Linked DNA regions of Homo sapiens: regions 1, 2, 3 and 5 are each linked to region 4. Evidence: chromatin contacts called from ENCODE Hi-C or POLR2A ChIA-PET data. All regions are on one chromosome and are shown on one strand. Each heading gives the region's core, a stretch centred on a gene start or an enhancer-like site at or near the end of the contact. The rest is flanking DNA. Distances are from core to core; before and after follow the strand shown. Region 1 holds the start of PPP1CB-DT (PPP1CB divergent transcript). Region 2 holds the start of SNX17 (sorting nexin 17). Region 3 holds the start of RHOB (ras homolog family member B). Region 4 holds the start of ATAD2B (ATPase family AAA domain containing 2B). Region 5 holds the start of TRMT61B (tRNA methyltransferase 61B).

The links. A loop is a pair of places that touch in the nucleus more often than their neighbours do. ChIA-PET counts read pairs that join two places held with the same protein, here RNA polymerase II (POLR2A). Pooled maps may share reads with other maps.
Region 1: a pooled map shows a loop between it and region 4 (4-fold over the local background). The contact joins the promoter of PPP1CB-DT here to the promoter of ATAD2B in region 4. A Hi-C loop is called at or near these places in 5 of 50 pooled maps. POLR2A ChIA-PET finds 5 or more read pairs at or near these places in 2 of 52 experiments (T-cell and activated B cell).
Region 2: a loop to region 4 is called in a pooled map, with 8 times the contacts of the local background. The contact joins the promoter of SNX17 here to the promoter of ATAD2B in region 4. A Hi-C loop is called at or near these places in 4 of 50 pooled maps.
Region 3: a loop to region 4 is called in a pooled map, with 4 times the contacts of the local background. The contact joins the promoter of RHOB here to the promoter of ATAD2B in region 4. A Hi-C loop is called at or near these places in 4 of 50 pooled maps. POLR2A ChIA-PET finds 5 or more read pairs at or near these places in 2 of 52 experiments (PC-3 and activated T-cell).
Region 5: a loop to region 4 is called in a pooled map, with 10 times the contacts of the local background. The contact joins the promoter of TRMT61B here to the promoter of ATAD2B in region 4. A Hi-C loop is called at or near these places in 4 of 50 pooled maps. POLR2A ChIA-PET finds 5 or more read pairs at or near these places in 2 of 52 experiments (B cell and CD4-positive, alpha-beta T cell).

What each region holds. Positions count from the first base shown.
Region 1 is chr2:28,749,146-28,755,255 of GRCh38, reverse strand. PPP1CB-DT (PPP1CB divergent transcript) reads left to right here and starts at 3,500. Exons shown (of 5, transcript XR_007086259.1): 1 at 3,500-3,613; 2 at 4,871-6,110. PPP1CB (protein phosphatase 1 catalytic subunit beta) reads right to left here and starts at 3,426. Exons shown (of 8, transcript NM_002709.3): 1 at 3,080-3,426. The coding sequence starts at 3,131. RefSeq lists silencers at 1-82, 2,774-2,993, 3,484-3,673 and enhancers at 2,856-3,500, 3,804-4,013.
Region 2 is chr2:27,369,366-27,375,629 of GRCh38, reverse strand. It overlaps SNX17 (sorting nexin 17), which reads right to left and starts at 5,014. Exons shown (of 15, transcript NM_014748.4): 1 at 4,824-5,014; 2 at 4,287-4,361; 3 at 2,890-3,007; 4 at 2,319-2,383; 5 at 1,659-1,769; 6 at 1,455-1,545; 7 at 1,197-1,284; 8 at 872-941; 9 at 477-569; 10 at 1-124. The coding sequence starts at 4,886. EIF2B4 (eukaryotic translation initiation factor 2B subunit delta) reads left to right here and starts at 5,292. Exons shown (of 13, transcript NM_001034116.2): 1 at 5,292-5,346; 2 at 5,711-5,754; 3 at 6,081-6,216. The coding sequence starts at 5,316. RefSeq lists enhancers at 4,632-4,721, 4,942-5,001, 4,123-5,084, 5,022-5,111, 5,332-5,611 and 1 more.
Region 3 is chr2:20,444,753-20,450,670 of GRCh38, reverse strand. It overlaps RHOB (ras homolog family member B), which reads right to left and starts at 3,597. Exons shown (of 1, transcript NM_004040.4): 1 at 1,231-3,597. The coding sequence starts at 3,205. The coding sequence ends at 2,615. RefSeq lists an enhancer at 1-470 and silencers at 3,179-3,388, 3,639-3,888.
Region 4 is chr2:23,924,189-23,930,288 of GRCh38, reverse strand. It overlaps ATAD2B (ATPase family AAA domain containing 2B), which reads left to right and starts at 3,166. Exons shown (of 28, transcript NM_017552.4): 1 at 3,166-3,734. The coding sequence starts at 3,519. It also overlaps a transcript of UBXN2A not described here. RefSeq lists enhancers at 2,640-2,729, 2,316-3,232, 3,990-4,039, 3,233-4,151, 4,250-4,499 and silencers at 2,900-3,229, 3,430-3,509.
Region 5 is chr2:28,867,897-28,874,050 of GRCh38, reverse strand. TRMT61B (tRNA methyltransferase 61B) reads left to right here and starts at 3,742. Exons shown (of 7, transcript NM_017910.4): 1 at 3,742-4,472. The coding sequence starts at 3,774. RefSeq lists enhancers at 3,400-3,549, 3,780-3,949, 3,564-4,088, 4,718-5,232, 5,233-5,748.

The DNA of each region.
Region 1 (6,110 bases), core at 2,251-4,750, 4.8 Mb before region 4:
ACCAGCCAGGCCAACATGGTGAAACTACTAAAAATACAAAATTAGCCGGGGCGTGGTGGCATGCTGTAGTCCCAGCTACTTGGGAAGCTGAGGCAGAATAATCGCTTGGACCTGCAGGGGCAGAGGTTGCAGTGAGCCAACATCACCCCACCGCACTCCAGCCTGGGTGACAAGCGCAAAACTCCGTCTCAAAAAAACAAAAAACAAAAAAAACTTATCAATAATACGCCCACCTAAAAAAGAAAAACAAAAAGCAACTCATAAAATGTAGTCACCAGAAGTGTGTATAGCTGATCTGCGATTTAATACAGTAAAAAAGAAAAAACAATCAGGAATATGTTGTGGGGCTACAATCAGCATTTTAAAATGAGATCAGGTCCTGCTGAATGTTTTCCCCTAATGCAGAGAAATTCTTGCCAAATTTTTACTTACACGTTCATTTGACACTAAAAACACTAACCATAGTTATTCTTGCTAGGCAGCTTTACAAAATATCACTAACTAGCATCTAATATCACTGAAAATCCAGGTGGACAAAATTTTCTTTGAAGATTAAAAATAATTATTTACTAGAAAATTCAAGTCTGCTCTGGACAAGTCTTTCAACAGGTCTGGATCTGGGAAGGAGCTGAAAAACCTAGAATATTTAAGAATCCCTTGGGGGCACTGTCAAACTAAATATGCTTCTGTAGGATGAAGAAGTACTGATAGAATGTGTGCTGAACATAGGACAGAGAGGAGGCTGAAAAAGCCTGAAAGACACTTGTTTAGACTGGGAGCTCCTTGAGTGAAGAGACTGTGTCTTATCTTAGGATTGCTGGTGCCTGGCAAGGAGGAGGTCAACTTGTTAACGCTTGCTAAATTAAGAGAGAAACGTATCTGGACTACAATTCTTACCCGCCCCCCCCCCGCCCCCCCAAAAAAGGAAAACAGATTGTACAAACCAAATATTTAATTTGAATTCACAAAAACAAATGGAATCACTTATTTTTCCCCCAGTGTCTTTTCTAGTAACCTTGCACAACCCACTCGTGAAGTTTAAGTACCTGTAATCATATAAAGGTGCGTCTAATTTAAAAGGATACAAACATTTTAAAACATAAATCTGTTTTATGCCTACAAAATATATGGAAAATGAAATAAAATATAAATAAATTGAGATACAAACATATTTTTAAAATATTTAAATTTACAAGCAAAGTTTAAAATATATAAAAATATGCCGGGCGCGATGGCTCACGCCTGTAATCCCAGCCCTTTGGGAGGCTGAAGCGGGTGGATCACGAGGTCAGGAGTTCAAGACCAGCCAGGCCAAGATGGTGAAACCTCCGTCTCTACAAAAATACAAAAAAAATTAGCCGGGCATGATGGCGGGGTGCCTGTAATCCCAGCTACTCAGGAGGCTGAGGCGGAAGAATCGCTCGAACCCGGGAGGCGGAGGTTGCAGTGAGCTGAGACCGTGCCATTGCACTCCAGCCTGGGCGACAGAGTGAGACTCCGTCTCAAAAAATAAAAATAAAAAAAAAATAAAAAGGAGTAGGCCTCTACTTCCCAAATGTAAACAAGACATACACATTTTTAAATTAACTGTATTTCCCTCATAAAACAGTTACAAAATACAATTATTTTCAAAGCAAATTTCTCAAAGACCCAGCAAGATGTTCACATCTGAAACAAAGTCTTAGGTAGTGAACACTGACTGCAGGCACCAGGGGGCCTCCCAGGAATAACTTGATAGTAAAGGAAAAGGTAAATAAGAGTTCCTGGTAAAACTTTTGCTTCCTATTCAGTCTTAAGACTGCTGGATGGCTTTCACATCTGGAGCAAATACACAGTATTTAGTTACAGAACAGGTACTCACAGAACTTGGGTTTGAGATACCGACACATACTTTGAGAAAAAGGAATTACCCCTCCCCCATTACAATATTCTTTGATGATTTTCCAAATATAAGTACATACTGCTTCACTCTAGCAATTATCTTAAGGTAATTTGAAAGCAAACAGTACATATGCAATCGCTGGACGGCGGCTAACAAAGAGGCCTCTAAATTGTTTAAAAAGGATTAAAGGCTTTTCTACACACTCACAAAACAATTATTGATGACGAAAACTTTAGGGTAGAGGGACTGTTTGGCAGAAGACTGCATTTAACTTTGAATAATATCCTGCAATGAATCAATACATTTAACTCCCGGCTAGTCCACCTCTTCGTTTTCCCCCCTTGCCTTCCCACCAACATAAAACTATTCAATAAGAACACTTGAGCCCGGAAAGTTCAAATGCTGCGTAGACCTACAAATACCTTTCGAATACAAGACAGGCTTTAAAAATAGATTTTCACTAAGTTTGTGCAGAAATTAAGCTCTGCTCAAATCAAATGCAAAAGCCAATCCCTTCAGCAAACCCATCTACATACATCACATTTCTTAGGTGCATCTTCAACCTGATCAAATATCTTGTCTTACAATTTTTTTAGGCCAAGTAACAAACGGTAGATTAATTCCCGCTAATTTTATCCTCTCTTTAAGAAGAATCCATTCTATATAGCATTGTGTAAAAATGCAGAGCAGACGAAGCAGTCCTGTTAAGGACAGGTTTATATATATATACGTAAAATTCACTCCCGGAACGACAATCGGAGGCAGCCAAGGGCAATGCACAAAGAGAACAGAGAAGAACAGTGATTCCACGGACGCACAAAGCCCAGTGGCAGGCATCCTCTCCCCATCCTCGGGTCACCGGAGGCGAGCACCACGGCGCGCGGAGCCCGGCGGCCTTTCCGAAAGGCTGTCTCCCGCAGACCCGCTCCGCACAGCCTTCGGCCGGCGGGCCTGGCCCCCGAGGGTCCGCGGGAACGGCCCCCTCTCCCCCGATCTCCCCTGACCGCGCTCCCAGAGGCCGCTCCCCCGCGCCCAGAGCCTCCTCGCCCCCTCCTCGGTTCGTCCGCCGCGCCGCGCTCCCAGAGACTCGTCTCGGGGCGGGAAAGGGGTCCCCTCGCGTTCCGGCGGCAGACGGGGACGCAGGGGTCGGCGGCGGTGCCCGACCTCCCTCTGTCCCGCGGCCAGGCGCGCACTCACCCTCCAGCAGCCGGGTGATGAGGCTGTCCACGTTCAGCTCCCCGTCCGCCATCTTGTCGGCACAGACTCTCCTTCCCAGCAGCGGGAACAAGGGCTTCTCGGCGGCGGAGGCTGCGGCGACGGCTCGGCGTTCTCTCACCTACAAGTCACGCGGCGTTTCGACCCCGGCTCCAACTCCCCCTTTTCCCGGGCCCTCCCCCCACCCCCTCCCCGCCGGGTAGCGAGAGCGCGCGCACACTCGGAGGCACCCACGGAAAATAAATAAATAAACAAGAGAGGCCCCCTCGAACAGGGCCGCGTCAGACCCAGGCCGCCACCTCCTCCTCCTCGGCACCGCCCAGCTCCGCAAAGCTCACCAGCGCCGCCGACGGCCCCACCCGCAGCGCCACTCACTCCGCACGTCCCTTGCGCGCCGCCGCGTCACGCAGCTCTCCGCGCAGGCGCGCGGTGCGCTCCCCGCCGAGGCTCCCCTCGACGCCTGGGCCGCCGCGCAACCGCACTGGAGCGGCTTCTCCCGCTGCCGTCTTCGCGCAGGTGCGTCGCCCTCTCTCCACGTCCACGGCGCCGAGTCTCGCCACGGTGGCGCAGGCGCCAGGGAGGTTCCCCGGCTTTGCCGCGCGGAGGAAGTCCCGGTTACGCAGAGCGCGCTGGGGCAGGGCTGACCTTCCCCTTTCTCTACTTCACTGGCCTCCTCCAGACGTGGTGGTTGCGCCCTTTCGGCCTCGCTTTCCGTTTTTTGGCTTCATCCCCTAGATCTGCAAACAGTTCCTCGTGTTTCTTCCGTTAGCCGGGAAACGCGAACTGCAGCGTTTGGGACCCGGGTTTGCGCGTGTGGAAAGCAAAAGGGGTTACTCTGCTGGAGTTCGACATTGCAAATAAAGGTCTTTATCCCCGGCGGTTCTACAAAATTAGTTCTGCAGGGATTCTGGTTGAAAGAAGCGTTAAAGTGGGCCTTGTAGGAGTCAGCAATAATCCAATTTTACATGGGTGCAGGTGGCTGCCTGTGTCTAGCGCTTTCACACATCTCATATCTTCATCCACGCCGTGGGTATTTTTTTTCCACGGTGTGTTTCTGTTGCTGCCTCCAGTATATTGCTTAATCATCCTACCTGGTAATTATTTATGCATTTTTCTCCTACTCTCGACTCAGCTCCTAGGGAATAAAAACACATTAACTTATCTTTGTGCCCACAGCACCCACCAAGTATTTCCATCACGTAATACTGCCTCTAGAAAGGCAGGAGGAGAAGCAGTCACGCTAAGGATCTAGGCAAGCCAGATCTTTTGTCCGGTTTTAGGAGGTGGCCAGCCCTTACTTATTCCACAAGTGTTTTTCCAGAAACTCAGACTTGATATTGCCTCAAGTCCAAGGCAGTGTGCTTCCCCCACTCACATATCACTAATAGTAGCTAACATTTGTTCAGATCCCTGTATGTACTCTGCCACTGTTTTAAATGTTACACCCGGGTTACCTCATTTAATCCTTACAACTGCCCTGTGAGGTAGGTACTATTATTATCTCTACTTTGTAGATGGGATTCACCGAGGCACAGACGGTTAAAAAACCTAGCCCAAATAACACAAATAAACAGCAGAGCATGCAGTGCTAGAGTCTGCATTCTTAACAATTGCTATATTCTCCCTCTCCGTGAATGTGGGCTGAGATGCTGAAACAGGCATGTGCTGTGGGGGAGAAAAAGCTTTGTCCAACCAAGTGCTTTCTAATGTCCAGATGACATAGAGCTAGGATTTCCTAATGTCTTTTTTCCCCTATTTTTCTCTCCATTTCAGGGTTGAGTTTGTGCATCGATTGTGAACACAACAGGCAGCAGGCTATAATGGTGGTCCTGGCTGGAGTAGTTTTCACAGACTTCAGTAATCTGTGGAGATGAACGGGCAGTTCTCTGTAGTTTTCACAGATCACTGCCAGTTCGTTTTGAGGCCTTCAGGAGTGAAGACCTGGCTCATCATCACTCTTTGTTGTTTTGTTAAATTTATTTACACCCTACTTTATTCCAGAGGAAAGGATTTAACGTAGTTTACATAAATGTGTACATCAGGGTAAATTAAAAATAAGTACAGAGAAAAATAGGACAAAAGAAAACCGTGAGTGTGAAAGATAAGATTAAGCCAGCAGTTTTGTATGCAAAATGCATGGTGTAAGGTCCTATTGGTTTGCTGGAGGTAGGCCACACATATGACTCTCAGTTTTCTAGCAACCAAGAAAAAGATCAGTTGCAATCGGAGTAGGTGTTTTGGCTAAGCTGGAACTAGGACTTGAATATAGCAGCTTGTAGAGTTATACCACTTGCCCAAATCTCTTCCATGAGCCTCTTTAAGTGTAACAGAATGCCTGGGAGCACGTAAATGCTCCTACTTAGATGCCTACTTAGCCTCTAATTTTCATGGGGCCCATGAATCCCATGAAAAAGAACTTTGAACCCTGTCCACAATTAGAGTTCAGGTATACGCAGACATGTTTAAAGACAAGGGACACCCAAAGGAAAGATTGCACAGAGAGAAAGTGAGCATCCGAGAGAAAATCACCACAAGTGAGGCAGAGGGAGGCCGGTCTCAGCAGAGTTTTGGAGGTCGTGAGAAGAAGAGGTAGGAGATAGGAGAGTGGTTCCGAGTACTTGCCTGCTGATGTTACCTTCTCCACCCCCACCAGGTTTTCCAGTGCCTGGAGTCTTGGGCAGGAATGGGCCACTGTAAGAAAGAGCTTTATCACTAGGGCCTCAGCCAACTTTTCTGTGGGATATCCCTCCAAAATAATTAAGAGTTCAGAATGCTTCAGATTTTGAAGTGAAACTGGTACATATATTAAGTGTTACTTAATAACCCGATAGTTTCTAGGGCAGCTCACCATAATCCCAAGTATTAGCCACCACCCTCACCCCCTTCAGAGTAAAATGTGTTTCCTGAAGGAAGTTGGGAAAATGAAGAAAAAAAATACAAAAATCACCTATAATCTTACCAGTCATAGATGGCAGTTTTCCTGTCTTATTTCTGAATAATGGTTGTTAAACAT
Region 2 (6,264 bases), core at 3,765-6,264, 3.4 Mb before region 4:
GCAGGCTGAGCTCACTGTTGCCCGCGCTCACCACCACAGGACAGTCCTTTTCTGGGAAGTCAGCCACACAGGCATCAAAGCGCAAGTAGCCATAGTGCCGCAGCGTCTGGGCCAGTCTCAGGAACTGAAAAATGGTCATCACATGGGGGTAGATTAGGAGGGAGAATGGGGCAGCTCAGAAAAAGCAACCCCGGTCGGGCGCGGTGGCTCATGCCTATAATCCCAGCACTTTAGGAGGCAGAGGCAGACAGATCACAAGGTCAGGAGCTCAAGACCATCCTGGCTAACATGGTGAAACCCTGTCTCTCCCAAAAATACAAAAAATTAGCCGGGCGTCGTGGCGGGTGCCTGTAGTCCCAGCTACTCGGGAGGCTGAGGCGGGAGAATGGCATGAATCTGAGAGGCAGAGCTTGCAGTGAGCCAAGATCGCGCCACTGCAAGCCCTTAGAGGAAGACAGAGAGGAGGCAGGGCTCACCTCCTTCTTGGAGACTTTCTCTTGCAGAGATTTGAGTTGCCGGTGCTGTTCCTTGGTGACCAAGATCCACCCACGCTCAATATCTGATACCGTCTATAGTAGAGACAAGGGGCAGGCAGTAGGAGGTCCCAGTCAGCAATCCAAGGAAAGCGTCTACCATTACCTCTGTCCAGCCTGACCCCTAGCCCCACACTTGAGCGACCTCTCTGCAGTAAGTCCTTGATCTTGTCAGCTTAATAAAAGTAGGGAGAGTAGATATTGTGCCAGCAGCACTGATAGTATTCTAGGAACTTCCCCACAAATTGGGAACAAAGACACGACAGCAGTTTTCTTGGGAGAGTGAGTCACCCGTTATTTTCTTCAGGGGAAGGGTTCTGAGGCAGCTCCAAGCTCACCTGAGCATAAAGCAGGTTCAGGCCAACCCGGTTCTCCATGACATCGTCATCATAGGCAGAGTCCCAATAACTGTGAGGCCAAGGGGTGGAAAGGGGTAATGGGGCTAAGCTGGGTTAAGGCAAGAGGTAGAATGGAAAATGGGCAAAACAGGAGCAATCTGGAACTATCAGGGGCTAATGGTATAGTGGGAGGAAGCTTGGGAGGCCTGGCAGAAACACCCAGCACTACACCCCCTTGTCCAGATTATTCTGTCTCAATATGTGGCCCAATAATCCAATCCAGCACAGCACCTCCCACCCCTCCCCTTCCAGGCCCAGCCCTGACCTCTTCCTTAGCACAATCTTATACTCTTGACTCCGAAGGCTGGTGACAGACACATAAGGCAGCTCAAACTCTTGCAACTTCCGTACAACTACAGGTTAAAAAAAAAAAAATGAAAATATAGTGAGATTTAAAGGAAGGGAAATCAAGAAAGAAGTGCCCTGAGGCAATGTTCATTCTGGGGGTGGGGGTGGGGAGTTAGGGGGGCTGCAAACTCTACTGAAGTACCCTTGTACTGCAGTCAAGTCCAGAGAAACTCACAAGAAAAGGCTCCATCCTCTTTTTCTCGAACTAAGAATAGACTAAAGTATCCAATCAAGTCATCTGGAAGATCCAGCTTTGCAGCTACAGCCTGGGGATAGGGATAGAAGTACAGCTCATCATACTGGCTGGTTCCAATCATTCTCCAAGCCCAGGACCCCAGGATGTAGGGGAAGAAGGGGCAGTGCTGAACAAGCGCCTCACCTCCAGGACATCCTCAGTCTGATCTGAAGTTAGCACGTTGACCAGAACTTTCTGCCCGTTGCTGAGCAGCACTTCCAAGGACACTTCCTCTGTGGGGACCTGCTGTGTCTCCTGTTGTGAGCACACATGGGGATGGGAAGCACTGCCTTGTCCCTTGCCTTGACCTATGCCCAACTCTATTTCTAGGTCCCTTGTGTGTCTTTATTCTCAGCTGCTTAAATATAGGCTGTGATTTCTTTGATTTCATAAGAATAGAAGTTCCATTCCATTAAAAAAGATGACTCCTCTGTTATTAAGATGACATGGCCTGGCTGGGTGTGGTGGCTCACACCCGTAATCCCAGCACTTTGGGAGGCCAAGGCGGGTGGATCACCTGAGGTCAGGAGTTCGAGACCAGCCAGGCCAACACGGCAAAACCCCGTCTCCACTAAAAATACAAAAATGAGCCGGACATGGTGGCAGGCGCCTGTAATTCTAGCTACTTGGGAGGCTGAGGCAGGAGAATCGCTTGAATCCGGGAGGCGGAGATTGCAGTGAGCTGAGATCGCACCACTGCACTCCAGCCTGTGCAAAAGAGCAAGACTCTGTCTCAAAAAAATAAAAGACATGACCTTCCAGCAAGGTCCTTTCCTTAAATCTTGGTCCCACCCAAAGCCCTACCTGTTGTGCCCGACGCAGGAAACTGTTGAAAGTCTCGCTGCTCCCAAGCAATGGGTCTTGCCGAACTACGAGGACAAGAGAACATTATTACAGGAACTTAGCACTCACTCTTGGCTCCCCAGTCCTCCTCTCAGTAGGTTCCCCCGACCCCATTTCCTGGGCTGATGGTGGCCTGCCACATCCCCCAGCTGGCCTCACCTCACTCACTGTTTGCATAAATTCTTCACCTGCCCCACCCTTGGCTGCCATCTAGGTGAGTCCAGTCTATAGAACTAGGGAAATAACAATGATGTTAATCTAAAGCACATCAGATACAAATTAAGTTCTCTCCACTGATATTAAGACTAGTGTTATACTAGTATTTCTCATAGATGTTAGTGCCCAAATTGTTTTGCTAGTACACAGAGTTACACATCCTCGTACACTATTTACTTTGCTAACTGCATAACAGATCAAACAAGAGCCTTCCTAGATCTAGAAATTAAATCAGGCCCTTCCACAGAACCAGCTGTTTTTAAGTCTCTCCCCATAGTCCTCAATATAGTCAACCTAGTTTCCTGCAACCACTCACCAGCTTGCATGTACTTCTCTAACTGCTCTCTCCTCTGTTCTACCTCAGCAGGAGTCAGAGAGAAAAGCTTCTTTGGGGGGAATGCAGGAAGCACATTGGCCCCATACTCCTTCCGAAGCTATTTAGAGAAAGAGATACAACCCTTCACATAAACACAGAAAATGAGATGAGGCAATCTACATATGCTCATAATGTTCTCTTGGGTGCCCCTCCCTTCCCTCAGTCCCTGTTCCCCTGTCTACCCTGGTCATCTGAGAAACAATTCCTTTGACAGCGGTAGCACCTCAAGGGAGCTGTCCTAGATATAAGTTGTGCTCTATTTTACTGTGTACAAGTCAGCCCCTCCACAGTACGGGGAGGATTTGTACTGGGCCAGGACCTATAGGGAGCCCCTTGACCACCTAGCAAGACTGTTCACTGAACCCTTAAAGGAAGGAAAGGGCTTTATAAAGTGCACAGTTAATAGCTAAGTCTGTTCACAAAATATCTTAGGACTTAAAGGGACTTTGCAGATCAAAGAATCCATCTTTCAGTTGTAGAAACTGAGGCCCAAAGAAATCAGTTTCTACAGGCCTCATGCCTGTAATCTCAGCATTTTGGGAGGCAAGGTGGGTGGATCACCTGAGGTCAGGAGTTTGAGACCAGCCTGGCCAACATAGTGAAACCCCTCTCTACTAAAAATACAAAAATTAGCTGGGTGTGGAGGCAGCCGCCTGTAATCCCAGCTACTCAGGAGGCTGAGGAAGGAGAATCGCTTGAACCCAGGAGGCAGAGGTTGCAGTGAGCCGAGATCGTGCCACTGCACTCCAGCCTGGGCAACAAGAGAGAAACTCCGTCCCAAAAAAAGATATCAGGTAACTTGTTCAGGGTTGCACAACTAATTATCAGTGGAGCTCTACTGAGTTAAATAGAGTTTAAGATCTGGTAAGGAAGGAGGAGAAACATTGCATCACAGATACATAACGATAATTGGCACAGCTAAACACACTGAAATGAGCCGAAGAACACAAAAGGAAATCGGTGAATCGTTTGTATAAGCAGGGAAAAGAATTTCAAGTTGCCGCTCAGATGACAGAAGGAATGTGCTTTGACAGCCTGGGTGGAGGTAGTGGGGGGAGGGGTTGGTTTGTCCATGCAGGGGTAAAGGCTACTAGAGCAGTAAGACTGGACAGAAAACCAGAATATAAGAACAGGAAGGAGCAGTTGTTGCGCGGACATTAAGCTTCTTAGGGAGTTCCCGGAAATGTCAGACAAGATAAACCAGGGCCCTACCCTGTGGCAGTGATTAAAGGGGAACTACAGCCTACGGGAACAAGAAGAGCGGGTAAAGGGAGACACTGATGTCCACGTGTAGGGAAGGGCTTGAAGCTGTCTCAAGGCAGGGGTGCTAGTCCCACCTGCTCGTGCAGCCCCAGGAGCTGGCTGTAGCGCACCCGACAGTGCAGGACTCCATTCACGTGAATGTTATAGGCCTGAGGACACAAAAGTAGTCAAGCATTTTAGGGTTGCGGTCTGCGCAACCCCCCTGAGAACCCTGGCCGGAAGTTGCCTGGCAACTCGCCGGAGTAACGCGCTAATCTCCCGAGGGATAGTTCGCTTGTTTTCGCCAGGGCCAAGTCCCAAAGCTGAAGAGCCAGTCCGGGGGAAATTCGGACGCTTGTGTTGCAGTCTCACTGCCCAAGAGGCCAGTGACGCCCACCAGGGCAGCTGCGGCCTAGCTCGGGGAAGCGACCCGGCCTAAGGGCCTACAGGAGCTCGGGCGACCACTGCACGAATCACACACATGAGATAAGCTCCCAGAGAGGCCGTCGGGAGTCGGCGGCCCAGGACCAGGCCCGAAGGGTGGCGGTCAGGCCTCAGAGGCCGCTCCGAGATGGCTCGGGCCCGTTATCCCCGCCCCTGCCCGGCCCGGCTCGGCTCCGGCCGCTCCTCACCACGTAGGCGGAGCCGCCGCTGTCCCCGCTGCGGGACTCGGTTTCGGGAATGGAAAAGTGCATGTTCCCTACGGCACGGCACGGCCGGGCTCCGGACTGTGAGGGCCGCAGCGGCTCTGCACGCTCCCCCTCCGCTGCTCAGCGAGTCCCCGCAGCCTCACTCGCCATTTTGGGAGCCCTGCGATCCGATGTGGGAAGGCGGTGGGACGTCGGTTCTGGGACGCAATCGCCTGGGCATGCTGGGAACTGTAGTCTAAAGGGCAAGAGCCACCTGTCCGGATAGGGAGCCCAAAGTGGAGTTGGCCCTCATTGCAACCCGTAGTGCGGGGCGGGGCCTCGGGGCCCGTCGGAAATTGTAGTCCGATTGGGGCTGCGCGCTTCGCTTCTGCGGCTCAGCCTCCAGCCCAGGTGGCGCTGTGGACCCTGCAGCCGCGGAGCGAGGCAGCGGGGCGGCTCCGTGACCACGGCGGGCGGAGCCTAGGACTGAGGGCGATGGCTGCTGTGGCCGTGGCTGTTCGCGAGGGTGAGTGAAGAGCCGGGCCTGCCTACTGGTACGCGGAGCCGACGAGCTCCGGACAGCTAGTGCCGGGCCTTGAGCGCCTTTGGGCCCCGCCGCTCCGTTCCAGCGCCACGCTGGGCTCCGGTCTACACAGTCTCGAGCGCAGTCCCGCGCCGCGCACCGGCTGGTTGCTGTGAGGAGGGTCGGTGACCCCTCCATTCCTTTGATCCGCCGCGCAGTGCGTCCCCACGCGGATCCCTGGCTCGCCTCGCGCCTGCCGGCGGATCCGTGGTCATGCCAACCCAGCAGCCGGCTGCGCCGAGTACTCGTGCCCCCAAACCCTCCCGGAGTCTCTCTGGCTCACTTTGTGCCCTGTTTTCTGATGCAGACTCGGGATCCGGGATGAAGGCGGAGCTTCCCCCTGGGCCTGGGGTAAGTGAGGCTTCCCTCCCAAGCCGCCTGCCAAGCGCTACGCAGGAGGCTGTGCCAGCTTTATTCCGCCCCAGCTCCCATCCCGTGTCGGTTTATTTCTCAGTAAAGCCAGGAGATTTTACAGAGGTCTTGCAACCCTAGGGATATATGATTCTGTCCCTGGAGGAGAAACGTCAGCCTCTGTGGATGTAAGCTTGCAACAGGTAGCTTGTGGAAGTTAGGAAGAACTAGGGATTTAACCATGTGGAAATCTTGTAAGCATCCAATAGTATTTGTTCCCCTTTGGAATTGTTGGGGAAGAGCAGTATCCTATGTCTGTGTCTCAGGCAGTGGGGAGGGAAATGACCAAAGAAGAAAAGCTGCAGCTTCGGAAGGAAAAGAAACAGCAGAAGAAGAAACGGAAGGAAGAAAAGGGGGCAGAACCAGAGACTGGCTCTGCTGTATCTGCAGCCCAATGTCAAGGTGAGTGAGGGGTCTCTTTTAAAGGGCTGGGGTGTGGAGCTGGTAGAG
Region 3 (5,918 bases), core at 2,348-4,847, 3.5 Mb after region 4:
TGCTCAAAGCAGGCAGCCTGGATAGACCCCTCTCCCCTCTGCTCCTGGAGGAGCCCAGACAATCCCCTTCTGTTAGTCAATGCACCCACCCAGCTGAGCAGGAGGTCCAGTTACTGCCAGCATTTAAGTGGGTGAAAGGTCACCACCAACCAGGTTTTATTCACTCAACAAAAGCTCTTGGAGTCTGGGGTAAGACCAGGAAACAGAAGCCTCAAGCTTTGAAGCAAACAACTTCAAAGGAGACCTCCACCTTTGTCCTGGGAATGGGGAGGAGGGGGAAGGAGAAGGTGGCAACTAAGTGCTAGAAACCCAGAAAATGCTGATTCAAAAAAAATGAAAACCACACTTCTCAGGCAGTTGACACTCTCAGCTACCTTCCCTGGAAGCTGCGAGAGCTGGCAGGTTTGAACCATCATGCCTGCAGCAGAATTTTAATGTGGTCTCCACCTATAAATCAGCCCGTCTGGTTCTAAGAACCATTACAGCAAAGCTAAGTGTCTACGATTAGAGTTTATCATGACTCTCAAAAAGTGGCAGCTCCAACTTTAAGAACCACCAAAACATCCAATGTTCTTTCCACAATATGGCCCTTCTCTGAACTTAGAATAAATCATTCTAGGTTACTTAATAAAGGACATATTGGGATCAAAGCTTGATAATTTTAAAAAATCACCTCTTTATCTGAACTCCCCCACTTCTGGAAGCTCCAGGCCCAAAGATAACAACCTACAACTTCCTGGGATATTGTGTAAACCCCTTGATGGCCTGAAGGGAACCCAGTAAACAGGCTTCCTGATAGCGTGACCCCACACCAACGATTAATAAAGGTTTTCTAAATTTAAAATGCACAAATGATAACTTTCCAAGACTCAAAGAATAAGCAAAGCCCCATAATAGACTTAAAGACACAAGTGTTTTTAAGACACACAGATGAATGAAATCAAGATCTTCGGTCTCACCCAATTGAACTGAGTACATAATAGGTCAAAAGTTTTTGCACTGGGTGTCGGGGTATCCACTCATCTTCCTCTAGGAATGTGACAGGAACAACCTGGTCTCCCTTGGTCACCCAACCCCCACATGCTCTCAAAGGGACTTCATCCTCATTTACTACATTTGCTATAAGGGAAACGGAGTTGGCAAGAAAGGATCTCGCCTAGGAGAATATCTCCCTTGTTCCAAATTCACAAGGGTATTTTTACACACTATTAAACCACAAGAGCCATTTTATAAATGTCATCATCATAGTCTTTTAATATTTTACATAAAAAACTGTATACACAGCTTATAGAACTTTTATGTAAACATCATAAGCTCACCATTTTGTCATTTGTCAGTTTATTTAAAAAATAAAAAACAAGACAACAATTTAGTAGAAGTACCACTGGGAGGGAGGGGAGGGGAAAAAAGGATATACAGGGGCAGGTGTATTCTCTGTACAGAGGTGCAGAGAAAATTTCACATAGCTTTAGAGAATGCCTTGTGGAAAAAAAAAAAATAGGCCCCAATACTTGTTACTGCCCTTTATCAAAACTGTGTGCATGACCTGCACAAATAAAATCACAAAACAGTGTTGCCACATTCTTCAAGGAAACAAAGCAAAATTTAGTGGGTTTCTTTTCCCTCTCCTTGTTAAAAGTCATTTTTTAAAAACATCAGAAGTAGATGAGGTTACAGCGTACAAGTGTGGTCAGAATGCTACTGTCGTATGCAAATGACGAGTGCATTAAGTGTCAAACAATGAAACAATTGTGCAAAGAATAAAAAAACAAATTTTAGCCTTTAAATAAATCAAATAACATCAGTTTCTTGGACTGAACAATTTTCACTTCTAGGACAGGCACAAAGTTCGCTTATGGCAAAAACAACCCCACAGCGCATCCTCCCTCCTCCCTCCGGTAGCTGGTGGAGGGTTCGCAGCGGGCTGGCCCGCAGGAGAGGCTGTGCTGAAGCTGTGTCCTCCCCAAGTCAGTTGCAAATGTCTTCCCCAGGGGTTGGAAAGATGGTCAAGTCCTGTTCATGCTTGGGCGGGAGTCTGGCCCAGCCTGGGCCAGAGCGCTCACCCATCACCACCCTTAAATAACACCATCTTAGCTCCGAAAATAAAATTATATCTATATTTATATAACATCCCCCCATCCTCCCCAGCAGCCCTCCCCTCCCGCAGTACCCGGGGTCTATGTTACAGACAAGGGATATCAAGCTCCCGCTGGTGAAGGGCGAACATCTGATGGGGCGCGGCCACACTCCCGCGCCAATCTCGCCCCCGGGGATCAGAGGCGGGGGTGGGGTGAAAATGGGGCGAGGGGAGTCGAACAGACACACAGCCACACACTCTGAGGCCCGGCTCTTCAGAAAAGCATGCTCAGGGGACCCTTGGCACTCAGTGGGGAGCCCAGGCCTGTGCAACACAGCTGGACGCACACAGACACTGGGATGGGGGCGCCCGGTGCCCACGCCAAGTCCTGGCGCAAGCCAGAGGCGTCAGCAGACAGATGCCAGGCAGGCCGGTGGGGTCCTTGTGGGACACGGGTCTCCCCTTCTCCGGGCTCGCGGGGGACTGGTCCAGGAGGGGGAGCCGTGCCGGCAGGGGCAGGCGCGACGGGCGCGGCCCTCATAGCACCTTGCAGCAGTTGATGCAGCCGTTCTGGGAGCCGTAGCGCTTCTGCAGCGCGGCGCGCGTGGCCGTCTCGAAGACCTCGCGCACGCCTTCCTTGGTCTTGGCAGAGCACTCGAGGTAGTCGTAGGCTTGGATGCGCACGGCCATGGCGCGGCCGTCATCCGTGCGCACGGGTTCCTGCTTCATGCGGGCCAGCTCTGTGCGGACATGCTCGTCGCTGCGCAGGTCTTTTTTGTTGGCCACCAGGATGATGGGCACATTGGGACAGAAGTGCTTCACCTCGGGGACCCACTTCTCGGGGATGTTCTCCAGCGAGTCCGGGCTGTCCACCGAGAAGCACATGAGAATGACGTCGGTGTCCGGGTAGGAGAGCGGCCGCAGGCGGTCGTAGTCCTCCTGGCCCGCCGTGTCCCACAGCGCCAGCTCCACCTGCTTGCCGTCCACCTCAATGTCGGCCACATAGTTCTCGAAGACGGTGGGCACGTACACCTCGGGGAACTCGTCCTTACTGAACACGATCAGCAGGCACGTCTTGCCACACGCGCCGTCGCCCACCACCACCAGCTTCTTGCGGATGGCCGCCATGAGCGGGCCGGGCCCGGGCAGCAGGAGGGGGCCCGCGAACGCCTCGCTGCCCTCCCGCTCGCCGCTCACTGCTCACCTCGGGCTGCGCGCAGGTGGCGAGAGGGTCGCTAGCTGCACCCGGGCCCCGCGGTGGCGCGTTCTCTCGCTGCGCTTCGGCTGCCGCGGCGGGGGCGGTGGGGGCGCGGGGGCATAGGGCGCACCGTGCGTCTCGCCGCGCTGCTCCCGGGCGGTGGTCGCTCTGCTCACCCCAGGCCGGGGATCGGCGGCTTTGTGCGTAACGCGGGCTCGGGCAGCAGACTCGGGCGGTGGACTCGGCCTAGCTCTCTCCCGGGTCTCTCCGGGCCTCGCTGAGCATACAAGACAACAGCTCCAACCAGACTGCGGTGGCAGATGAGGGCTGCGGCCCTAGCGCCCGCTATTTAAAGAGTCCGGCCACTTTCTTAATATAGCCGTCCAATGGGAAACCAGCCGGCTGAGCTCATCGCTGCGGAGCTTAGCTCTGATTGGCCGCCCCCTGCAGCCCGAGGGCGGGGCAGGGCCAGCTTGATTGACGGCCCAGGCCGCCGGGCTGGGAGAGGCAGCGACCGGGGAGTCCGCGCTGCTGCTGCCGCTGCGGGGCTCTGGCGGTACCCGGGTCCCCTCCTTCGCCGCAGCGTTTGCGCGCGGGGTCCGGGAGCTGGCTGTCTGGAGCCTCCAGGGTCTGGGCGAGCGGTTCCGAGACAGGCTTCACTCAGTGGGGCGTTGGCGACTCCCATTCAGAATTGCCCCTCTTCCTGGCAAACTCCCGGCGGGTGGTCGGGCCTGTGGGGGAGGGGCAGCTCTTTTAACGTGGTTTTGTTTTTAAATAAACAGACACACACACACACACACACACACACACACCCCACACACACACTTTTGTTCCCAAACAAGAGTGTTTTCTCTTTTCTTTTGGAGGTGGCCCCTCCTGTGGTTTAGGGCCCCACCCGGGTACTCGCCGTGGGCCAGCCTCGGGTTTGGACCCGAGAGGCGACCGGCTGGCTGCAAACTGGCTCTTCCAAGTCCCGCCGCCCCTACCCTTCCCAACCCCCAGCTTAGGTCTCTAGGTGAAGATTAAGGGAAGAGGTGCGGAGTGGCCCAAGCTTGACAACGGAAAGGGAAGGTCGAGGCTCGAACACTTGGAGGAAGTTACCGGACAGGAAGAAGCCCCTTCGGCCCCTCTTTTCACTATGAACTCTGATCCCGGTTCTTAAAACAGAGAACTGTCTGAGATAAATTGTACAATAGAATATACACTATTGTACAATAGAATGTACAATAGAATATACACTATTGTACAATAGAATGTACAATAGAATATACACTATTGTACAATAGAATGTACAATAGAATATACACTTGTACAATAGAATGTACAATAGAATATACACTATTGTACAATAGAATGTACAATAGAATATACACTATTGTACAATAGAATGTACAATAGAATATACACTATTGTACAATAGAATGTACAATAGAATATACACTATTGTACAATAGAATGTACAATAGAATATACACTATTGTACAATAGAACGTACAATATTCCGGGTTCAATAGAATCCAACCACCCCAAGACCCCTGAGCAGACGAAAAGGCTTGAGGCTGGAGAAGAGGGGAGGAGTAAGGGGCTAGCAAATGGGGCACAGCGGGTTAGGGGGTGTCCCCTCTATTGGGGCGTAGCCTCCTGATGCACGCCAGGACTGAACTCATTTATCCTGTAGATCCTGCATGAAATGACAGTACCGGTGATCCGGAAAGACCCAAGTCAACCGATTTCTACGGATAAAAGAGGAAGAAGGGGATAGGGGGAAAGGGGAGTCGGGGAGGGCTCCCGGGCAGGAGAAACAGCCTGAACACAAGCAGGAAGGTGGGAAGGAGCGGGGCAAACTCTAGGAGCTGCATATGCTGGGGCTCATGAGTGCTAAAGTATTAACAGCATGGGCTGGGCTCTGTCTATCCATTGCATGGGAAATGTCTGCAAACTGTTTTTTCAGCAAAGGAGGGACCCACCACATGACCGGGAGGTGGTTGCCTCCTGTCTCCGTCTCTGTCTCGGTCTCTGTCAGTTGTTGGAGGGCCAGGATTCTGTCTTATCTCCGCATCTTGAAGACCCAGCACAATGCCTGGCATTTACAAGGATCAGTAAATGACTGTGGGGAATTAACCCGAATGCTCAGAAACGCAGGTGGAATTTTCTGGGGGTTTCTTACCTCAGTTCCACACTTCGCTTTAACAATTATCTAACCAGGCCGGGCACAGTACCTCATGCCTGTGATCCCTGGGCGTGGGAGGCCCAGGCTGGAGAATTGTTTGAGCTCAGGAGTTCAAGACCAGCCTGGGTAACATGACAAAACCCCGTCCCTGTCCCTGAGAAAAATAAAATGGGATGGCGTGGGGAGGAGAGTGGCCTGCACCTATAATCTCAACTACTCAGGAGGCTGAGGTGGGAGGATTGCTTGAGCCCAGGAGGGCAAGGCTGCAGTGAGCTATGATCACAACACCCCACTCCAGCCTGGGTGACAGAATGAGACCCTGGCTCAAAAGAAAAAAAAAAAGTAAACATTAAAAAGAAAATCATTAAGCAAACCCATGCAGCCAACTGTGACTGAACCCCGGTGTTTTCACATGTAATTCATATGTTAAGAGCTAGGTCCCCATATGGCTCCACAGATGAAATCAGATCAAA
Region 4 (6,100 bases), core at 1,917-4,416:
TACTTATATATTTTCTAGAGACAGGGACTCACTATGTTGCCCAGGCTGGTTTCGAACTCCTGGGCTCAAGCTCAGTTGGATTTAAAATTAACATTTGTTACCTCCAGGCGCAGTGGCTCACACCTGTAATCCCAGCACTTTGGGAGGCTGAGGCAGGCAGATCACGAGGTCAGGAGATCAAGACCATCCTGGCTAATACGGTGAAACCTCGTCTCTACTAAAACTACAAAAAATTAGCCGGGCGTGGTGGCACACGCCTGTAGCCCTAGCTACTTGGGAGGCTGAGGCAGGAGAGTCGCTTGAACCTGGGAGGCGGAGGTTGCAGTGAGCCCAGATAGTACCACTGTACTCCAGCCTGAGTGACAGAGCAAGACTCCATCTCAAATAAATAAATAAAGTTAACATTTGTTGATAGTAAATGGTATAGGTTATGGTAACTTGGCCTTCCCAATTTAGGACTACAAAAACAAATAAACACACACAAAAAAGGAGGAAAGCACACAAATCCTTTGTATATAATTTGCATACCACACACCTCTGCAGGACACTAGCCTTTTTATTTATTTATTTTTTTTTGAGATGGAGTTTTGCACTGTTGCCCAGACTGGAGTGCAGTGGTGCAATCTCAGCTCACTGCAACCTCCGCCTCCCGGGTTCAAGCGATTATCCTGCCTCAGCCTCCCAAATAGCTGGGATTATAGGTGTCTGCCACCATGCCTGGCTAATTTTTTGTATTTTTAGTAGAAATGGGGTTTCACCATGTTGGTCAGGCTGGTCTCGAACTCCTGACCTCAAGTGATCCGCCCGCCTCTGCCTCCCAAAGTGCTGAGATTACAGGCATTAGCCACTGCACCCTACCCTTTTTTTTTTTTTTTAAATATTTTTTTGAGACAGGGTGTTACTCTGTCACCCAGGCTAAAGTACAATGGCATGAACTTGGCTCACTGCAGCCTGGACATCCTGGGCTCAAGTGACTGATGGCGCCTCAGTCTCAGGAGTGGCTGGGACCACAGGCACCACACCCAGTAGTTTCAGCTACCAGGGAGGCTGGGGCAGGGGGATTGCTTGAGCCTGGGAGGTCAAGGCTACAGTGAACTGTGGTTGTGCCACTGCACTCCAGCCTGGGTGACAGAGTGAGACCCTGTCTCTCTCTCTTTCTTTTTGGCAGGGAGAGGATCTCACTATGTTGCCCAGGCTGGTTTCCAACTCCTGGTCTCAAGCCATCCTCCCGCCTCGGCCTCCAAGTGCTGAGAATACAGGTGTGAGCTACAGTGCCTGGCCCAAACCAGCCTCTTTCCACAGGAATTGATACTTGTTTATGCTGCTCAGTGATGTGATAGCTACTTGACCCAGGAAAATCCAGGTATGGTTCCATTATGAGGAATCCCACCCATTAAGACATCAACTCTAAGTGGCAGGTGAAGTGTCCAGGAGAGGATGTGGTATGCAAATTGTGTCAGAAGGATTTATCTATTCTGGAATCCATACTGGTTCCCAAACAAAAAAAATTGTCATTTCCAGTGTTGTACAGTTTTTTGGAATGATTGGGAGCTTAGATGGCCAGAATGCTCTAAGTTTGATGCCATTTGGTCATTTTCAGGACTTTTCCTGAGTTTTCAATTTTTCTTAGTTTAATAAACAGTTTAATAAACTCCTGCCCAATAAACAGTAGGCTATGTCTAATGTACTGTGAATTTTATTTTTTTTTTTTTGAGATGGAGTCTCATTCTGTCACCCAGGCTGGAGTGCAGTGGCACGATCTTGGCTTACTGCAATCTCTGCCTCCCGGGTTCAAGCGATTCTCCTGCCTCAGCCTCTCAAGTAGCTGGGATTACAGGCATGCACCACGACACCTGGCTAATTTTTTGTATTTTTAGTAGAGAGGGGGTTTCACCATGTTGGCCAGGTTGGTCTCGAACTCCTGACCTCAAGTGATCCGCCCGCCTTGGCCTCCCAAAGTGCTGGGATTACAGGCGTAAGCCCGGCCTGTACTGTGAATTTTTGAAATGAACCTAATTCCTACTTTACAGCAGAGCTTTTCTTTCTTTCTTTTTCTTTCTTTCTTTCCTTTCTTTCTTCCTTTCTCTCTCTCTTTCTTCTTTTTTTTTTTTCTGAGACAGGGTCTGGCTCTGTCATCCAGGCTGGAGTGCAGTGGCGTGATTTCGGCTCACTGCAACCTCCATCTTCTGGGTTCAAGTGGTTCTCATGCCTCAGCTTCCCGAGCAGCTGGGATTACAGGTGCCCACCACAACACCCATCGATTTTTTGTATTTTTAGTGGAGACAGGGTTTCACCATGTTGGTAAGGCTGATCTAGAACTCTTGACCTCAGGTGATCCACCCACCCCGGCCTCCCAAAGTACTGGGATTACAGGCTTGAGCCACCGCACCCGGCCTACAGCAGAGCTTTTCATATGAATTGTGTGGCTTAATTTTTTTTTCTTTGGAAGTTAAATTGCAAATGCTTTATCTGTGGGTTCAGCTTTTTGTATTCTTAATTCTTCAGCGGGCCGGGGGCAGGGGGCGGCGATAGAGGCGGCTCTTACAGGGTACTCATTCTTTGGCTCCGCCTTAGATCTGGCTAAGGGGATAGAAAACGACCCTGCCTCGCTTTGTTTAAAAACGCAGAGTTCTAGCATGGTGTTTCCCCCCCCCCTTCTCTTCTTAAGCTTACCAAGTTCCAGATACCGCCCAGATGAATTTTTTTTTTATCACAGCTGTCATTCTCATTTCTACAGGCATGAAAAGTGCGACTCAAGTTCAGTGTCTTGCCTCGGGTAGCTTGGGGATTCCCAGTCAGCTCCTCGCGCCTTCGTCGCCGCTCCCCTTCCACCCCGCGCCTTCGCCGGCCGTCCCCTGCTCCATCCAGGCCACGGGGGTGACGGTGGGGTCTGGGGCATTCAGGCCTGGCTGGGCATGAGGGCTTCAGGCCCAATTCCACGCCCGAACTCGTCCTGATTAGTCTGGCTTTTCTGGTCGCCCCAGCCCTGCGGTCGGGGAGAGCTGGAAACCACCGAGCTGACAGCCTAGAGCGTCGCTCCCCGGCCGCCGAGCGCTGACGCCGCGCCGGGGGCGGGGCAGCTGGAGGCGGCAGGGAGAGGAGCGAGCAGCCGGGAAGGGCTGGCCGGCTTCGCAGCGCCCCGCCGTGGCTGCGGCCGGAAGCGGTCTCGTTGGCCCTGCGGCGCTGGAGCCTTGACGCACGGAGCTCGAGAGCGAGAACGGGAGAGAAAGGGGTAGAAATGGCGGCTCCGCTCGGCTCCCGCTGAGGAGGGCGAAGCCGGCGGAGTGTCTGTGCTGCCGGTCTGCAGCACCGCCCCCGCTTCCCGCACGCCGCCTGCTCACGCCGACTTCCCTTCCTCTGCCCGGCTCTCTCTTGTGCTCGTCTGCGCTCCGCACGCTCCGGGCCGGCTCGTCTCTCATTGCCCGGCTCGGCTCCGCTGGCCCTGACTGACCGGCCGGCGGGCCGGCCTTGCTCGGCTCTCCCGGGCGCGGCGTGGACTCCGTCCCCCTGGCTGGACCATGGTGAACACCCGGAAGAGCTCTCTCCGCCTTCTCGGGTCCAAGTCTCCTGGTCCCGGGCCTGGGCCTGGGGCCGGAGCAGAGCCTGGGGCGACCGGAGGCAGCAGCCATTTCATCTCCTCTCGGACCCGCTCCTCCAAGACCCGCGCCGCCAGCTGCCCCGCCGCCAAAGCCGGGGGAAGCGGTGGCGCCGGCGTCACTCTGGATGAGGCCAGGGTAAGAGCGCGGCGTCCCGAGTCCGGAGGCTCGGAAGTGCCGGCCCTGCTGCCGGGGCTTTGTCTGGCCGGGTTGGGGGTAGGAAGCCTACAGTGGAGACCGCTCGGGCGGCTGGAGACAGGGTCTGCGGGCGCGGTGGAGGGTGGCACCCAGAGAAGGGCCGCGACGCTGGCCCCTTTGCTTTTCAAGCTGGCCCGGCTCTTTTGTGTGAAGAACAGCCCTTGAGTCCAGGGGAGAGGGCTTTGGGGGTCCCTTTCGGCGTCATTCGAACGATCTGCTGTCCGTGTCCTTGTCCTGCCCCAGAGGGGAATTCTAGCGGGGAAGCAAGAGCGAAGGGCCAGAGCCCCTGGGTGGAAGGGTTGGAGAAGTGAAAGTTTTCTGCGGTGTCAAACCCTTCTTGAAAGTGTGTCAGTTCCTGCCGCTGTCTAACTCCAGCTTACTCTCAGTTTGGGGGTGGTTCAAGTTGGTGAGGAAGTGAACAGAGAGCTCCAGTTGGCAGCCAGGCAGGGATGCTGAAAAAAGTTTGTAGCTGCTCTGACACCAACTTTAAAAACAAAATCAACGCTATCGCCTCTCCAGGCAGGAGAGATCAAACATGATATTATAGCTGGGGAACCAGCCAGCTAGCTCACCAAGGTGCTAGTAGGAACCAGAGCTTTCAGGTCACAGAAGGAGCACGTCGAAAGAAACAAGTGGAATGTTTCGGATAGTCAGCACCATCATGCCAAAACTGTGTGGTTTCTTGGGTGTCTACATTTTTGTTATGGGACTATATTACAAAAGGTGAATGAACACCATAGTCATGCAGTTGCAAAAATGACATTTAAAGACGCTGGTGATTGAATTAAAAAACTGATTGAAAGATCTTGAAATTTTATTACCTACATTATAAAGCTAAGCACAGATATTTATTGTTTTAAAGGAATTGACACGTTTGTTTTACTATGAGATTGTTTCTGAATTCAGAGAAGAGTGTATTGCTTCTGTCTAAAAGAGGTTGACTTGCTAAGTAATTTGGCTGGAAAAAGCTGTTCATTTAAAATGCTCCTTTAATTCCACACCATTTTGTGGTTCTTATTGGGGGAAAGCAATATTTTATGTTCTAGGGGTCTACAAGATCGCGGTTTGTGTGTGCTTTTCTTTGTGTCTTACACTGTTTTGACACTAACAGAATGGATCTAGGCAGAGACAGGAATATTTTACCATACTACTCTGAAATATTTTTATTATATCTTTGAAAATCGTTTTGGCTTTTCTTTGATAAAATTTTGGGCATTATAACGTCCTATTTAATAGACTATTTTGGGGGCTTACAGCTCTCTTAGGTTGAAATAAGGTTAAATCTGAAAGTTGTGCAAACTGTTGAGAATAAGTACTTTGAAGACGAGGCTTTCGGTGGAAACTATTCCAAACATGTTCAAGCTTCTTGACCTACTGAGGCTATCACATATTTTAAAATAAAACTCAATTTAAGAAAAGATCTTTTCTGTACATTTAAGGACAAAGAAAATATTTAGGGTGTAAGCATTTAATCGTATCATGCTATGTGAATGCCTAGTCTGTTAGAGCAGTGTCTAACTCATCTGAAGCAATTAGCTCATCTTCACTCATCAGTTTGTGGTCCCATTTTTGAATTCATGGATATCATGCTGTCCTCACCCCCCGAGGAATAAGGTGAGGTAATTTGTCAAGCAGCTGTTATAGAGATGTTAAAAGGCTAGGAATCAATAATCTAATGAGGAAATGAACATTTGGTAGCTTTTAAATTGCTAAAAGAATGAAAGATATGAGAGCTCTTTGTAGAAGGGTACTAATGAAACTTTGTTTCAAAGATCCTTTTAAAATGTTTTAAAGCACCATAAATAACAGGGTACTAAAGATTTACTTTGAAATATTTGTTTTTCAGTCTTAAGAAGATTTATGTTCGGCTCTAGGAGATGATGTAGTCATCTAATTGCTTTCTCTGAAAGGTTTTTTTAGAGACGTAACTACTCTTACATAGTGATTGGACCTTTAGAAGAGGATAAATTATAATTCTGAATTTATTAAGTTTATGGACTATATATTTATGAAGCAGGTTGTATATTTCTGGTTAGCTCTTCTCCAGTTTTGTAGGAATTTAGCACTCCTGGTTCACCCTTTCTGGAGTACTTAAAGACACCCTCTATGTCTGTGGGGTCTGTAATAAGCATTTGCCAGTGTCTGTAAAGTCTCATTTGGTGCAAAATGGGGTTGCCCGTGTTGTTGCTTTCGCAGACCCTTATTTTTGTAGAAAGAAATGTATTCCTGTTTGTAACATAATATTCCTGTTTGTAATTGAGGAGTTTCTCCTTTTTCTGCTTTTGTGCCATGTTTGTTTGTTTGTT
Region 5 (6,154 bases), core at 2,493-4,992, 4.9 Mb before region 4:
TCGATGCTGCAGTAGGCTATGATGGCACCACTGCACTCCACCCTGGGTGACAGAGCAAGACCCTATTTCTAAAATAAAAACAAAAACAGGCAGGACCCACTGGGAGCAGAAGTGAAAGGCACTACTCTAGGTCTTTTGGGATTGGTACAAAGCCACCATTCCAGTGGTACTGTGAGGTTGATAGCTGGAGGACAAGGGAAAACTACACAAAATAGAGTGAAGAAGCATGTGCAAAGAGCTGGAGGAGATCACCTGTGGAACTAGAACTGGTTGCCTGTTTGGAGATTTTAAAATGCCAGCCATCAGCCATGGTATTTATTGAGAACTATTCAGATTTTAAAGTAAATGCTTAACTAAATGTCACTAGAAAACAGTATTTTTCTTAGCCTTATAATGTAAACATGGGCTGGGCGCGGTAGCTTACGCCTGTAATCCCAGCATTTTGGGAGGCCGAGGTGGGTGGATCACCTGAGGTCAAGAGTTCAAGACCAGCCTGGCCAACATGGTGAAACACAGTCTCTACTAAAAATACAAAAAATTAGCCAGGCGTGGTGGCACAGGCCTGTAATCCTAGCTACTCAGGAGGCTGAGGCAGGAGAATCACCTGAACCCAGGAGGCAGAGGTTGCAGTGAGCTGAGATCGTGCTATTGTACTCCAGACTGGGTGACAAGAGCAAAGTTCCGTCTCAGTAAATAAATTAAGTAAGTAAACATGATAAGTTGACGATGTATCACAAATTCATCATCAAGATAATAGTTTCAGAGTGCAGGCTGACAATTTCATAGGGAAAGCAGAAGTAAAGGATAGCCAGAAATAGAAAGGCCCACATAGTGACTTCTTTTTTAAGAATTTCAATGCTCTGAAAGATCATGAATAAATAATATTATTTTCCAAAATGTACTAATGTATTTCATTAGATGTGTATAAAACAAAATACGTATAACATTGTGGCTGTTATTTAAACAATGGAAAGAAAGTGATGCCATTTTCCATTTACAATTTGTTTTAAAAATCAAAGATATGTAAATTTACTTCCCATATTTTGTTAGTGTATTTTCTTTTTTTCCAATTCCTGCTTATTCTGAAATAACAGCCAAGTATCATTTGATAATACTCAAGAAATAATAAAGTAGGTATGATAACTTTTAAAACCACCATAGGGCTTAGAGTTCAGGAGGTTCCGGCTCAGACCCATGTTTGGCAATGATAATCTCCTTAATTTCAAGAATTTTATAACCAAAAATGAGTTTTTGTCTTAGAAAGCCTATCACAAGAAAAAGTAGTGAGAAAAGCCTACGACTCCAGAAACTATTGGTCATAACTTTTCCTAAAAAGCAAACTACACAAAGTGAGACACGCAGTTGGGGTGTGGAGAGAGCAGTTTCTTTATTCATTTTTAGAATTAGAAGGGAGAAATTTGGCTGGGTGCAGTGGCTCATGGCTGTAATTCCAGCTCTTTGGGAGACTGAGGTGGGTGGATCACCTGAGGTCAAGAGTTCAAACCAGCGTGGCCAACATGGCGAAACCCCGTCTCTACTAAAAATACAAAAATTAGCTGGGTATGGTGGTGCACACCTGTAATCCCAGCTATCTGGGAGGCTGAGGCAGGAGAATTGCTTGAACCTGGGAGGCAGACATTGCAGTGAGCCGAGATCATACAACTGCACTCCAGCCTGGGCGAGAGTGAGACTCTGTCTCACAAAGAAAAAAAAAGGAAAAAAAGAAGGGAGAAATCCTGTTGATGGAGTTTATGGTGGCTGATGTCCTAGAAAGTACTGATTAGAAAGTATTAATTTATGTCTTAGAAAGTAATAACGGCCAGGCGCGGTGGCTCATGCCTGTAATCCCAGCACTTTGGGAGGCCGAGGCGGGTGGATCATGAGGTCAGGAGTTCGAGACCAGCCTGGCCAACATGGTGAAACCGAGTCTCTACTAAAAATACAAAAATTAGCCTGGCATGGTGGCAGGTGCCTGTAACCCCAGCTACTCGGGAGGCTGAGGCAGGAGAATCGCTTGAACCCAGGAGGCAGAGGTTGCAGTGAGCCAAGATCGTGTCATTGCACTCCAGCCTGGGCAACAAGAGCAAGACTCTGTCTCAAATAAAAAAAAAAAAAAAGAATAACAAGATTTATTTCATCAAATTTAAACAGAATTCACATTGACTTCACAGCCCTTTGAATATACTTGGACTTTAAGTTCAACTGTGCTGTTGACCAGTCTTTCCAAACGGTGTTACAGTACAAAGAGCATGGGCTGCTGAACCAGACTGACTAAATAGGAAACTCTGCAATGCCACTTGTCAGCTATGCATCTTGACCAACTTATTATTATTATGTTGCACGTGGGTCTTGAAATCCTGGGCTCAAGCAATCCTCTGGCCTGGGTCTCCCAAAGTGTTGGGGTTACAGGTGTGAGCCACCACTCCTGGTTTCCCCAAATTATTTAATCTCCCTGGGCCAGTTCTTTTACTCATAAAATGGATTTGTTTCTAACACAGAATTGTTGGAAACTTAAATGAGTGTCTAACGTGCCTCGTATTGCCAGACTCTCAATAAACTTTTGCCCAGTCAACTAATATCCAGCAAAGAGGCTAGCGATTTTTCTTTTTTTTTTGAGACAGAGTTTTGCTGTGTCGCGCAGGCTGGAGTGCAGTGGTAGCTCGATCTTGGCCCGCTGCAACCTCCGCCTCCTGGGTTCAAGCTATTCTCATGCCTCAGCCTCCCTTGTAGCTGGTATTACAGGCGTGCACCATCGCGCCCGACTAATTTTTTTCCCCCGAGAGGAGTTTTGCTCAGTCGCCCAGGCTGGAGTGCAGTGCCGAGATCTCAGCTCACTGCAACGTCTGCCTCCCGGGTTCAAGCGCTTCTCCTGCCTCAGCCTCCCGAGTAGCTGGGATTACAGGTGCGTGCCTCCACGCCCAGCTAATTTTTGTATTTTTAGTAGAGACGGGGTTTCACCACATTTGCCAGGCTGGTCCCGAACTCCTGACCTCAAATGAGCCGCTTGCCTCGGTCGGCTTCCCAAAATGCTGGGAGGCTAGTGATATTTAACGCTAAATAACTCTGGCCTCCAAAGATACCTGTTTCCATTTTAAGACACTTCTATTTCGTTTTGGGAGGGTAAACTAGTTATATTTTAATAATGAAAACATGTGTTACATAAGCACATAGTGAGTACTCGAATCAACCTCGGACTCTCCGGGCGTGAGGGGTGGGTGAGGGGACCGGCAGGTGGTCACAGCCCCATCAAAAGGGAGTTGGGGCTGGGGGATGTCGCGGTCAACTGGGAAAGGAGAGCCAATCAGCAAGTGGCGCGTCCCACGCCGTCTGTCAAATGCATCTGGGGGTTAGCTGTACTCATACATCTTGTGGGTGACTAGGTGACTTCCGTGTTCAAGACACAAGCGAGCTAAGCCTGGGATTTCAGTTTGCACAGCGCTTTGTTAAGTTTTGTCTCTCAATCTTGCTGTCCAAGAGCGAACCTGGAGGTCGTCTGTTAGCGGTAAATTCTTTACCCACATTCCGAAAAGGAAAACGGCGGCCGCGCGCGAGGACATATTCCTTGGATGGTCACTCAACCAGGACTCCGCTGCTCCCGCGCCCTAGCTTGACCTAGCGCACCGCCCCCTCCCCGACGCAGGCGCAGTCGCGGAGCTGTAGAGCCCCACGCAGCTGCAGAGCCATCGGGCTGCTGCGCCATGCGCGCGACTGGGAAAGAAGGGGTCGCGCTAGGCTTGCGTCACTCGTCTGCGACGGCGCCTTCGCGAAACACTATGCTAATGGCATGGTGCCGCGGTCCTGTCTTGCTGTGCCTGCGGCAGGGGCTCGGAACCAATTCATTCCTGCACGGCCTGGGGCAGGAGCCCTTCGAGGGAGCTCGGTCACTGTGTTGCAGGTCCTCGCCTAGAGACCTGCGAGATGGAGAAAGAGAGCACGAGGCGGCACAAAGGAAAGCCCCAGGAGCAGAGTCTTGCCCATCTCTCCCTCTGAGCATCTCGGACATTGGGACTGGATGTCTTTCGTCACTGGAAAACCTCAGACTGCCGACGCTGCGGGAAGAGTCATCCCCTCGAGAGCTCGAGGACTCGAGCGGAGACCAGGGCCGGTGCGGTCCCACACACCAGGGATCCGAGGATCCTTCGATGCTCTCGCAGGCCCAGTCCGCTACCGAGGTCGAAGAGCGTCACGTCTCCCCTTCTTGTTCAACTTCCAGAGAGAGACCCTTTCAGGCTGGGGAACTGATTTTAGCTGAGACTGGGGAGGGAGAAACAAAATTTAAGAAATTATTTAGGTTGAACAACTTCGGACTCTTAAATAGTAACTGGGGGGCAGTCCCGTTCGGCAAGATCGTGGGGAAGTTCCCCGGCCAGATACTGAGGAGTTCCTTCGGTAAGCAGTACATGCTGAGGAGGCCAGCCTTGGAAGACTATGTAGTATTGATGAAAAGAGGGACTGCCATAACATTCCCAAAGGTAATGCGATGGAGATAAGGTGTGTATTGGTTTCAGGAGGGGCAAAGACAGATGCAGTACTCAGTCCTGATTAATGTATTCAAAGACATCTCAGAACGTTTGGATTTTTTATTGTACTCAGGCTTTTAAAATAAACCAATGGTTATAACTTTTACATATCATGATGAAAATTAGCATTAGGGAACGGCTAGATTTTAATTTTAACTTAGGAGTCTCGAGTCCCTTATTTGTAAAATGTGGATAATAGCTCAACTTTCTGTTAGGGTGATGTGAACTCACTACGTACATAATAAGTACTAATTTTGTTCCCCATTACTCTTAAGTTTATAACTTCAGGACTCAAGAGAATGTTGAACTCTTAGGGAACAATTTTTTAGTACTACTATGATGATATTTTAATATTCAATAATCATGTTACAAGAGTATATTAACAATAGGTACATTACGGTGCTTTTCCCCTTTTAGGGAAGAAATAGAGTTTTATATTACAATAGCTAACATTCAACACCAAACATAAAATGACTATTCTTTATTAAAAAGTTAACTGCCTAAAGCCTAGTTTCAGTCTTTTTTTTAAGACAAGTTCTCACTCTGTCATCCAGGCTGGAGTGCAGTGTTGCGATCTTGGCTCCCTGCAACCTCTGCCTCCCGGGTTCAAGCGATTCTCCCACCACAGCCTCCTGAGTACCTGGGACTACAGGCATGCACCACCACCCCGGGCTAATTTTTGTAGAGACGGGGTTTCGCCTTATTGCCCAGGCTGGTCTTCAACTCGTGGCCTCAAGTGATCCGCCCACCTCGGCCTCCCAGTGCTGGGATTACAGGCGGGAGCCACCGCGCCCAGCCCTAGTTTGAAGCTTATGCTAATCATCTATTGCTAGCAGATTATTTCAATCCTTAGTCACAGTCCTTGAGTAGAATGTTCCTGTGTAACACAACTCCTCCTCCTTTCTCCAGATCAGGATTCATTCGTTATTTATTCAGCAAATTGACTGCCTTCCATACTCAAGGCACTGTTTAGGGAAGTATAGTGTTGAACTGCAGTCCTCACCCTCAACATAGACCTTACATTCTAGAAGGGGTGACAAAGAACAAACAAGTAAATGAAAGAATAAGGTCATTTCCAGTAGTGTTAAGTGTCATGAAGACAAATATATTAACAATGACATTGTTTTGGGTGACCTGGGGTATGAGCATACTTTATGTCAGGTGAGGAGAGATGGTCTCCAAGGAGGTACACTTGATAGGAAACCTAAATAAGGAAGAGCTTGCCTTGTAAACAGATCTAGGAAGAGAATTGTTCTTGCAAAGGGAGGAATGCTGCAGAGTTTCTGTTGTGGCCTCAATGGGTCAGATGAGGGACCCCGTATGAGGTGTGGTTTGAGTATTTTATTCCATTTGTAGTGAAGGACCATTAGAAGGTTCTTAGTAGGAATCCAGTCTGTATTTTAAACGGTCTACCCAGGGACTAAAAAAACTTTCCTCAGAAACTTAGGCTACTGAGGTATAATAAGCTTTTTTTGTTTAAAGACAAGGTCTTGCTATGTCACCCAGGCTAGAGTGCAGTGGCTCAATCACCTCTTACTGTAGCCTGAACCTCCCAGGCTCCAACAATCCTCGCACCTCAACCTCCTGAGTAGCTGGGACCACAGGTGCATGCCACTATGCCTAGCTAATCAAAA